Regions from separate parts of the Homo sapiens genome. Here region 1 is linked to region 2. Evidence: chromatin loops called from intact Hi-C (ENCODE). Cell type or tissue: Calu3. All regions are shown on one strand. Each heading gives the region's core, and the rest is flanking DNA. Links, peaks and the distances in the headings are about the cores only.

Region 1 (5,378 bases), core at 258-5,257, 200 kb before region 2:
GTTCCAGCTACTTGGGAGGCTGAGGTGGGAGGATTGCTTGAGTCCAGGAGTTGGAGGCTGCAGTGAAATTTTTTTTTTTTTTTTTTTGAGATGGAATCTCACTCTGCTGCCCAGGCTGGAGTGCAGTGGCATGATCTTGGCTCACTGCAACCTCCGCCTCTCGAGTTCAAGTGATTCTCCTGCCTCAGCCTCCTGAGTAACTGGACTTACAGGCACGTGCCACAACGCCCAGCTAATTTTTGTATTTTTTTTGTAGAGATAGAGTTTCACCATGTTGGCCAGGCTGGTATTGAACTCCTGACCTCAGGTGATCTGCATGCCTCAGCCTCCCAGAGTGCTGGGATTATAGGCATGAGCCACCACGCCCGGCCAATGATACAGTGAACTTTGAAGGCGTCACTGCAACTCCAGCCTGGGCGACAGAGTGAGACCTCATCTCAAAAAAAAAAAAAAAAAAAAAAAAAAAAAATTACAAAGAAGCAGGTGAAATTAATTTTAGCAATATATTTTATTTAACCCAAAAATATTCAAAATATTTCAATAATAGAAAATTATTGAGATAGTTTACATTTTTGTGCTAAGTCTGAAATCTGGTGTGTATTTTATACTTACAGCACTTTTCAATTCACAGTGGCTACATTCCAGGTGCTTAATAGCCCCGTGTGACTTTGAGCTCCTGTATTAGGCAGTGCCCCTCTAGAACACATCTTAAGGCAAGGCAGTGAGCACAGCAGAACTGTCCACCTTAATCCAAACACACGTGTACAGAGCTGAATCAAAGCCACATGAGGCTGGGAGGACTTGGGGCTTTTAGCACGCTCTGCCCTTCCCTCAGCCACCCTTGTGATAAGTGGAATATATGTAAAATAAAAGCGTTATGACCAGTCAGATGTCTTTCCTGTGGGGACTCCTTACATGCCAGGCTGGCAGAGGTGCAGAAACAAGTGCGAGAGCTGTGGTCTGTGAGTCCTAACCTTGGCCTTGCTGGTGTGGGGCTGGGTGACCTCATCTGGCAAACTGCGGTATCTGTTTAATTTTATGAATTGAGCTGTGAGGCATAGCTGAAATTTGCATGGGGGTGACAAACATACTTTAAAGCATCTTGCAAAAAAGTAGTAAGAATTAGGAGTTGTAGACAAATGCTCAATGAAAACAGGAGTGTGATACTGGGTATTGCACCATACCGTAGTGCTGGATCCCTCAGTTTACTAAGTAGATCTTTTGGTCCAATTACGGGGTAGTGTAGGAATGGCGATTAGCCTGGTATGTCCCATCTCTCCTTGTTGAAGTTCTGCTTTTTTTTTTTTTGAGATGAGGTCTCGCTATGTAACTCATGCTGGAGTGTAGTGGCACAATCACAGTTCACTGCAGCCTCCACCGCTCGGGCTGGGACCACAGGCATGTGCCACCTTGCCCGGCTAATCTTTTAAAAATTACTTGCAGAGACAAGGTCTCACTGTGTTGCCAGGCTGGTACTTAACTTCGAAGACGGCTCACAGGCTGCCTCTTCCAACTGCGAGCCTCAGTGAGGAAACAGTGGGCTTGTTGTGGAGTTTATTCTGCAGCCCTCCAGCCTGCAAACATTAATTGTGCATGTCTGATTAGTAAAACATTTGGGGGTGCACCCCACATGATGTCACTCATCTGTCAGAGCCCTCCATCGGCCTTGGAGTACAAGCCCACGCACTTGCAGTGGCCAGCAATCCCCTCTCAGGCTGCACGCCTCTCCCCTCTCTGACCTCATCTACTCCTCCTCACTCCACCACAGCCCCCGGGGCCTCCTTGCTGTTTCCTGAACCAACCAAACACACTGTGCTCCCCTGGCGTGGCACAGACTGTCCCTCCTTCCAGAACAGTCTTTTTCCAGACGTCCCCAGGGAAGACTCTCTCACCTTTCACTCGGTTTAAAATGGCAACCCCCACCCCCATCACTTTCTTTCCTGACTGGTTGGTTGTTTTGTTTTTTTGAGACAGCCTCGCTGTGTCGCCCAGGCTGGAGTGCAGTGGTGCCGTCTCAGCTCACTGCAATCTGTGCCTCCGGAGTTCAAGCAATTCTGCCTCAGCCTCCCAAGTAATTGAGACTACAGGTGTGCGCTACCACGCCCAGCTATTGATTGATTGATTGTATTTTTAGTAGAGACGGGGTTTTGCTGTGTTGGCCAGGCTGGTCTCAAACTCCTGACCTCAGGTGATCTGCCCATCTCGGCCTCCCACCGCGCCTGGCCGACAGTTTTATTTTTTTGAGATGGAGCCTTGCTCTGTCGCCCAGGCTGGAGTGCAGTGGCGCGATCTCGGCTCACTGCAAGCTCCGCCTCCTGGCTTCAAGCAATTCTCCTGCCTGAGCCTCCTGAGTAGCTAAGACTACAGGTGCGTGCCACCACGCCTGGCTAATTTTTGTATTTTTAGTAGAGACATGGTTTCACTGTGTTGGTCAGGCTGGTCTTGAACTCCTGACCTCGTGATCCGCCCGCCTCGGCGTCCCAAAGTCCTGGGATTACAAGCGTGAGCCACCGTGCCAGGTCCTGACAGGTTTTGTTTTGTTTTGTTTTGTTTTAATAGTACTTATTACCCCTTATCATATTTTTTTTTTTTAGTTAAATGTCCCTCTCCCCTCAGAAAATAAGCTCTGCCAGGGCAGAGAGTTGATCTGTTTTATTAGTGCCGGATACCTAAAATGTGCTCCATGAATATCTATTGAATGAATCCAGTGTACTAACATATTTATAAAACAACAAACAGAATTCCAAATAAATTCATCATCTCTCAACAGACCACATGACATGTCCACTGGGGTGTATGTACCTGCTTTGAAACATTTGCTTGTAGAAATGTGTGTCTTTTAGCCCGGGCGCGGTGGCTCACGCCTGTAATCCCAGCACTTTGGGAGGCTGAAGAGGGTGGATCACGAAGTCAAGAGATTGAGACCAGCCTGGCCAACATGGTGAAACCCCGTCTCTTCTAAAAATACAAAAAAATTAGCCAGGCGTGGTGGCAGGCGCCTGTAGTCCCAGCTACTCGGGAGGCTGAGGCAGGAGAATCACTTGAACCTGGGAGGCAGAGGTTGCAGTGAGCCGAGAACGCGCCACTGCACTCCAGCCTGGTGACAGAGAGAGACTCCTCCTCAAAAAAAAAAAAAAGAAAGAAATGGGTGTCTTTGAAGGTGGTTGAGGAAAATGACTGGGACTTACTGTTTTACCAAAATCTGAGAGCAACTGAAGTGAGTGCATGAGTGGCAATTCTGTAGAAAGGGATTCTGTTGAGTCGCTCAACACCAGCCAACCATTAAAAAGGTTACCTATTTCTGAGGAAGAGTCTTCCTGTAACCACTAGAGGGCGCTGTGCACTAACAAATGCCAGCCAAAGCCGTCAGGGAGAGACTGCTGGGGAAGGTGGGGAGGAGGTGGCGCGGCAGTGTTGCCTGGCAGTGGGGTAGCAGGTAGCAGGATGGCCAAATCCTGTGAGACCCACCTTTCCCCGTCCCTACACTCCCCTACACACCATAAGTGGCAGACTGATGATTAGGTGCAGCTGGCCTGGGGTGGACTAGGCCCTGTTCTTTTTTTATTTATTTTTTCTTTTTTTTGAGGCGGAATCTTGCTCTGTCGCCCAGGCTGGATTGCAGTGGCAGGATCTCGGCTCACTGCAAGTTCCGCCTCCGGGGTTCACGCCATTCTCCTGCCTCAGCTTCCCGTGTAGCTGGGACCACAGGCGCCCGCCGCCACCACGCCCGGCTAATTTTTTGTATTTTTAGTAGAGACGGGGTTTCACCGTGTTAGCCAGGATGGTCTCCATTTCCTGACCTCGTGATCCGCCTGCCTCGGCCTCCCAAAGTCCTGGGATTACGGACGTGAGCCACCGCGCCCGGCGCCCTGTTCTTTCTGATTCCTTAATTCTCAGATTTAGCTTCAGTTTTCACTGTACAGGTGGTGAATAAATCATTTAGTCTTGCTGAATATCCCATAACATTATTACTTCTGTCCTCAACAAACAACGTTATCTTTAATCATTTGCTGTTGTTTTCCGCTAGAGGAATTTCAGTGTCTGTGTATACAACCATGTCTTTATTTTTGTGTTATCAAAAATAAATCTGGGGCCGGGTGCGGTGGCTCATGCCTGTAATCCCAGCACTTTAGGAGGCCGGGGTGAGCGGATCGCCTGAGGTCAGGAGTTTGAGACCAGCCCGGCCGACACGGCGAAACTCCATCTCTACTAAAAATACAAAAATTAGCCAGGCATGCTGGTGGGTGCCTGTAATCCCAGCTACTCAGGAGGCTGAGGCATGAGAATTGCTTGAACCCAGGAGGCAGAGGTTGTGGTGAACCGAGATCACACCACTGCACTCCAGCCTGGACAACAGAGCCAGACTCCATCTCAAAAATAAAATAAAATAAAAATAAAATAAATAAATAAATCTGGGGGTATATATAGCTGTGTTGTGTATAGCTCTGACATATTTATTTGTGACTGGCCCCTGCATTTCTCCTTGGTGGGAAATGTACGTGTTGACATTAGGATTCAACTCAGTTATTACACCCAACCTGAGCTGCTCTTAGACCAGGCAGGCAAAAGAGGCCTCTGCCCAGAGTCTGCATCTAGAAAAGACAGAAACACAAGGCTAGGGGAAGAGGAGGACAAAATCCCAGCCCACACCCTGGAAATTCAGAGAAAAAGTGGCTGCTTTTGATCTAGGTTCATCTCCCCAGGTCATCCTTAGTTGGTGTTCAGGCAGACGGGGTCCAGGAGGTGCCCTTCCTCCCCAGCTCCATTCACGTGGGTGTAGTTAGTGGGGCTGCTAGAACTGCCTGGAAGTCCTGAGTGGGCACAGCAAGGTGTGGGGAGGGGACTCGTCCGCCCAGCTTCCGAGGAGTTGACAGATCCTTCAGGCCAGGCCCGGTACTGTGGCAGCGCTATTTCACGGGCTGTGTTTCTGTGGTTGCTCAGGACGATGAGGCTGTAAGGTGGGCCTCCCCGGCTCCAGGCTCCAGTTTTGTCTTCATGTGAAGAGCCTCAGGGCACATACTGACCAACATGACCAAAGTGAGCATCAAGCCTTACACTCAGAAAGTATATTTATTTGAATAAAATATCACTGTTAGACACTTTGGGAGGCTGAGGCAGGAGGATCTTTTGAGTCTGGAAGTTCGAGACCAGTCTGGGCAACGTAGTGAGACCTCATCTCTATTAAAAATATGGATAGATAAATAGATAGATAATTACTGTTATATTTTTGTATATTGGAGTTCTATGTAAGATTCTATTTACAAAAGCATTCACTGATAAAATTGAAAGTTTGCAGGCATTAATTTTTATATCACTATACAGAAATATGGATTTTGGAAAAATGGATAGCTCTTAACTGAGTAAAGTGGGAAAAAAGA
Region 2 (5,378 bases), core at 322-5,321:
GTGTGTGTGTGTGTGTGTGTTGAGGGAAGCTATAAAGAGCAATGAGCAGAGGCAGAGAGGGCAGAGTTGGGCAGAATGACCCCCAGGTGTAGGGGTTTTTCCCTGAAGATGAAAACAATGGAAGTTAAGACAATGCCAACTTTGCCTTCTGTCACAAGGAACATAAGAGATCAGTTTCAATTCAATTCAGCAAAAAGTAAAACAAGTGTCCACCCTGGACAAACACCAGGAGCTGGGCTAGGCATTAGAGACCCAGCAGTGAACAAGACAGGCCCAGTCCCTGCCTCATAGAGCTCACAGTTATGGAGAGAATGACAGTAAAGAACAGATCTCCATTGTGAGGGTCCCCATCACTGTGAGTTCCAGCATCTCCAAGCTTAGCCCAGCCTCAGCCCCTACAGAGGCAGAGAAATCAAGATAAGGAAGAAGTTATGGGAATTGCCCTTGATTATGCAAATGTCCCCAGTCACACTAGGATGCATTCTTTTTTTAAAAATTTAATTTTAGGTTCGGGGGTACATGTGCATGTTTGTTACATGGGTATATTGCATACTGGTGGGCATTAGGTTTCTAGTGTACCCATCACCCAAATAGTGAGCATTGTACCCAATTGGTACCTTTTTAACCCTTTCCATCTTCCCACCCTCCCCCTTTTGGAGTCACCAGTGTCCATTATTTCCATCTTTATGTTGATGTGTACCCGTATTCGTCCATTCTCATACTGTTATAAAGAACTACCTGAGACTGGGTAATTTATGAAGAAAAGAGGTTTAATTGAACTCACAGTTCTGCAGGCTGTACAGGAGGCATGACTGGGGAGGCCTCAGGAAACTTAACAATCCTGGCAGAAGGGCCAAATCAAGTGCTTGGAAGCCAGCACTTCTTCACGTGGCAGCAGGAGAGAGAGAGAGAGAAGGGGGAAGTGCTACACAATTTTAAACAACTAGATCTTGTGAGAACTCACTCACTATCACAAGAACAGCAAGGGGGAAATCCACCCCCATGATCCAATCACCTCCCACCAGGTCCCTCCCCCAACACTGGGAATTAGAGTTCAACATGAGATTTGGGTGGGGACACAGAGCCAAGCCACATGAGTGCCCATTGTTTAGCTCCCACTTATAAGTGAGAGCATGCTGTATCTGGTTTTCTGTTTCTACGTTCGTTGACAGGATAATGGCCTTCAGCTCTATCCATGTTGCTACAAAGGACATGATTTCATTCTTTTTTTTTTTTTATGGCTGCTGGATGCATCCTTTAAACTAGGTTATTCCTTTCCTGCTGTGGCTTCTGAAAGGCTATCAGAGAGTGTCCTTTATAAATTGCTCACACATGCACAATGTCAGAAAAGGAAAAATTCCTTTCATTCCCAGTCAAGAAGATCAGGGCCTCTGTACCCTTTGTGGTTATCCTTTCTGCTTCATTTTCACACACATATCTTATTTGAGCTTTCAAACAACTCTGCCAGGGTGGTCAGTGAGCCTTATTACAATTCCAAAAATCTGAAAAGCTCTGGAAAACAAAAGTATCTTGGTAACTCCATTAGTAGAAAATGACCTGACCTCAAGTAAGGTTGCTTAGTCTTTATTTGTTTCACTTGGTGTGTTTGGTTCCAGGGTGGGGCACAGACCCTGCTGGTGGTATTATGTAATATACCACATGTGCACTGTATCACCTTTCTAGGATCCAAAAGGCTGTGAATTCTGAAATACGGGTGGCCTCAAGGATTTCGGACAAGGGATTATAGTCCTGTGCCACTCTCCTTTACAGGTGATGAAGAAACCAAACCTGAAAAATAAGTGACACTAAACAGATTGGCCCCAGACTTTGCTCCGGATTGTCCAGCAAATGGCAAAAGCCAGTGGATGTTAATCATAACCGGAAGTGACAGGATTAATTTTGATTTTTAGAAAGTGTAACTAGTAGAAATACAGAAGCTAGATCGGTAAAGCAGAGCCTGGGTGCAGGGTCAAAACCAAAAGCCCTTGCACTTTTCCTTATGTTCACCACCTCCCGCGATTGTGTTCATGTCTTTGCCTCCCATTCCTGATCCCATTTCTGATCCCATTTCCCATCCCATTTCCACTGTATCTACCCTCTCACCCCAAAGTTGCTTTCATGGGTTCACCAGCTGACTATTATATTACCCACTCCAGCAGACATCTCTCAATCCTTTGTGACTAGATTATTCAGCTGTATTTGAGGCCACTGGCCACCCTCTAATCCCGAAAACTTCCCAGACCCCTGGCTTTTTTGGCCCCATTCTTTCTCGCTCCTCTCTGACTTCTGCTCTGGCTCTGTCCTGACCTCCTCTGCCTCCCCTGGTTCTTCAGGATTGGGATCCCAAGACACCAGCCTCTGGTTTTCACCTTCTCTAGTTCTTCCTGGACAATACCCTTTGAGTTTTAACCCCAACCTCCATGCTATGAGGCTCCTGGATTCCTACTTCGTCCAGGCTTCTTCCCTGAGCTTCAGATTCATATATCCCACTGCCTACCAGGTCCACAGCTAACCCCAGAGTTGAATTGTGGAAGGTGAAAACAATTTCTCACCAAATCAAAATTTCTAAGCTGTAAATGTGATGTCTCTTTAAAAAAAAACAACCTATTTTATTATTACTGTTGGCAAATTATTAGTAACATGCATATTCAACCACCAGAATTCAGTTAACTGTGTATGGCAGACCTTTTATAGGCCAGTCATTGTGCTGGGCAAGGCAATTTACAAGCTAGTGAGGTCAGGGGCAGAGATAATAAGGCAAGTTCACAAATGCCAATAGCTGAAGCTGGAGAGCGCGTCAAAGCGAGGGAGGGAGCAGTCTAATCCCTGAGGCTTGGCAGTACCTGTGTTCACTTCCCCTCCCTTTACATCCTGTTCTGTATCTTCCCAAAGGTCTGCGGAGGCATGCAAGAGGAGGAAAGTTTGGTGGTTGTTAAGATAAAGAGGAGTGACTGTTTTTGAACTCTTTCTTTTGCTTAAGTTTTGGTGCCTCTTTGTTTTCCTCAGTTGTCTTCTAAAAACAATCAGCACTGTAGCTGCTTTAGACTAAGAACATATATAGGTCCTTAAATGGATTCTTATATTAATAATCATAGTACTAGTCCGAAGTGCTGCTGGCTTGCCAGGAATGTGTGTCATGTTTATTTTCACTTATTAAATATTTATTGACCCCGCTATATGCCAGGAGTGAAAGAAGACATTGTTCCTCTTGTACTTCCCAAGTTTCATGGATTCAATGCAAGGCAGACAGGGTAAAACAAACCTGGTAAGAGAAGCCAACCAAGAAACCGGTTTGCCCAGGAGGTTGTGTCCCAGATAGGGAGGGAAGGAAACCTGAGGGAGTCCTGACACCAACGTGGGTCTGGGGCAGCTTTGATTCAGTGTCCAGTGGAGGGCAGTGGTGTGCAGACAGTCACACAGAGACAGCCATCCCGGAGGGCTGACTCCAGCCTTTCTGGAAGGAAATGGTCGCCCATTCAGTACATCAGTACATACACCCAGCTTAGCTGAAATCATGTTGGTGGACTTGTTTACCTTTTGCTCAATCTCAACACTTCCTTTCACAAGGGCTCTCATTTGATTACCAGGAATCTCCAATCCAGTTTAATTTATTAATTCCTTACTGAGCACCTAATCCGGGCCTGTCACCCTACCAGGGGTGCTACAATGACTACAAAGATATGCACAAGAAGCTTACAAGTAATGAAAGCAGGGGAGGGTGCAGGGATTAGGCAAGTTTACAAATAATCAAAACTGAAGGCAGAAATAAGCATGGATGAAGCACCTACCATAACAGGGCACAGTACACTGGGGTTTCAGAGAGGCCTGACCATTTCCTACCCTCATAGCTGTTTGGGGAAATCAGGAAGTAAACCAATTACAAGATAGAACAATATAAAGTGTCACTGTATGAAATGCCGAAAAATGTTCTTCCTTGTGTATGTGTGGGAGCAGCCCAGAGCTGACCCCTAGGGACCCACATTCAGCACTCCCTAGGGGATTCCGATCAGAAGCCCTGGAGCAAGGATTGCAGCTGGGGTGGGGGCCGGGGCTGAGAACAGTGGGGAGGGAAGGGCAAAGAAGGCAGGGATAGAAGTCAACCTAAGAAGGTTGGGCATGGTGGCTCACACCTGTAATCCCAGCACTTGGGAGGCCTAGGTGGGTGGATCACTTGAGGCCAGGAGTTCAAGACCAGCCTGACAAACATGGTGAAACCCCGTCTCTACTAAAAATACAAAACTTAGCCAGGTGTGGTGGCGTGCACCTGTAATCCCAGCTACTCTTGGGAGGCTGAGGCACGAAAATTGCTTGAACTTGGGGGGCAGAGGTTGCAGTGAGCTGTGATCACACCACTGTATTCCAGCCTGGGTGACACAGCAAGACTCCATCTAGGAAAAAAAAAAAAAAAGAAGTCAACCTAAGAAATATAGCCCCTCCAAGGGGGCTCAAGGGACCTCTAGACCAAAGACTGTACTAGCACCCTCATGCCACCCCTACCTACTAAGGCATCCCCCAGGGACATCTCAGAGTTCCTGGAGGCTTCTGTCACTGCCCCAGTTGCACCCCACTCCAAGAATGTGATCATTTCTATACTTTGGGTAGGTAATGATCCCTTTTAGGTGAAACAGATTTCAAGCCGAACAAACACCTTCAAAAAACAACAGAGGAAAAAAAATCTTGGTTTTTTTTCCCAAGGACGTTGAGAGAAAACAGGCTCAGATGGAACCTTGGGTATCGCAAAGGCCACCCTCAATGCTGCCTCCTCTGGGGGAAGCTGGGTCAGGCCAGGTCACACCCTGTCCAACCTCAGCTGCTGGCTGTTCTAGAGACCAGAGGCCAAAGGTGGGGGCACTGAGATTCCTGAGGTTCCTGGCTTGTCAGTTTCATCTGAAACTGATTAAAATGAAATGCAAACCCATATGGCTGGGAAGAAAAGGTCAAGATTTTGCCCCCACCTCCCACCTCCTCCCATCCCCTTCCCCTCCTCCCCTCCCTCCCTAGTCCTCAGCATGCAGCTCTCTGGCTGAATCCCATCACCGCTCCAATTTCCCCTTCACCCGGGCAGCCCCGCACTGAACAGAAACTCCGCAGAATGGCCCCATTGTAGACCAGACAAACCAAAATAGCAGCATCTTCTGTTCTCCGCCTTAGAGAGATTCACTTAAAATCCCGAAGTCCCAGATGTGGACGACAATGGAAGCTGTTGTTGCAAATTAGTGATCCTGGAACAGCTGAGAGGTAGGTTGTCGGAAAGCAGCCAGTATAGTGAGTTGGGCTGTGAAGAGAGAGAGAACAATTATGCAGTCACTCCATTAACCCAATTAGCAAACAGCGGCAGGAATTCTGTTAATTGACAAAGAAGCACGGTAGGGAAGGTG

The links. Peaks named below come from ENCODE experiments on the same cell type or tissue, not always from the same donor. Only the 100,000 strongest peaks of a DNase experiment are listed, where the experiment ranks them.
Region 1: a loop joins it to region 2, with 2.7 times the contacts of the local background. A loop is called at or near these places in 70 of 110 quality-filtered maps.

What each region holds. Positions count from the first base shown.
Region 1 is chr1:225,974,115-225,979,492 of GRCh38, reverse strand. No RefSeq gene overlaps it. Among named protein-coding and RNA genes, the nearest start is that of SDE2, 23 kb to the left of the region's middle. In Calu3, for the core only: a CTCF peak has its summit at 3,343 (motif pointing right); a DNase peak (open chromatin) is centred at 3,362.
Region 2 is chr1:225,770,499-225,775,876 of GRCh38, reverse strand. No RefSeq gene overlaps it. Among named protein-coding and RNA genes, the nearest start is that of SRP9, 4.6 kb to the left of the region's middle. In Calu3, for the core only: a CTCF peak has its summit at 3,396 (motif pointing right); DNase peaks (open chromatin) are centred at 2,806 and 3,376.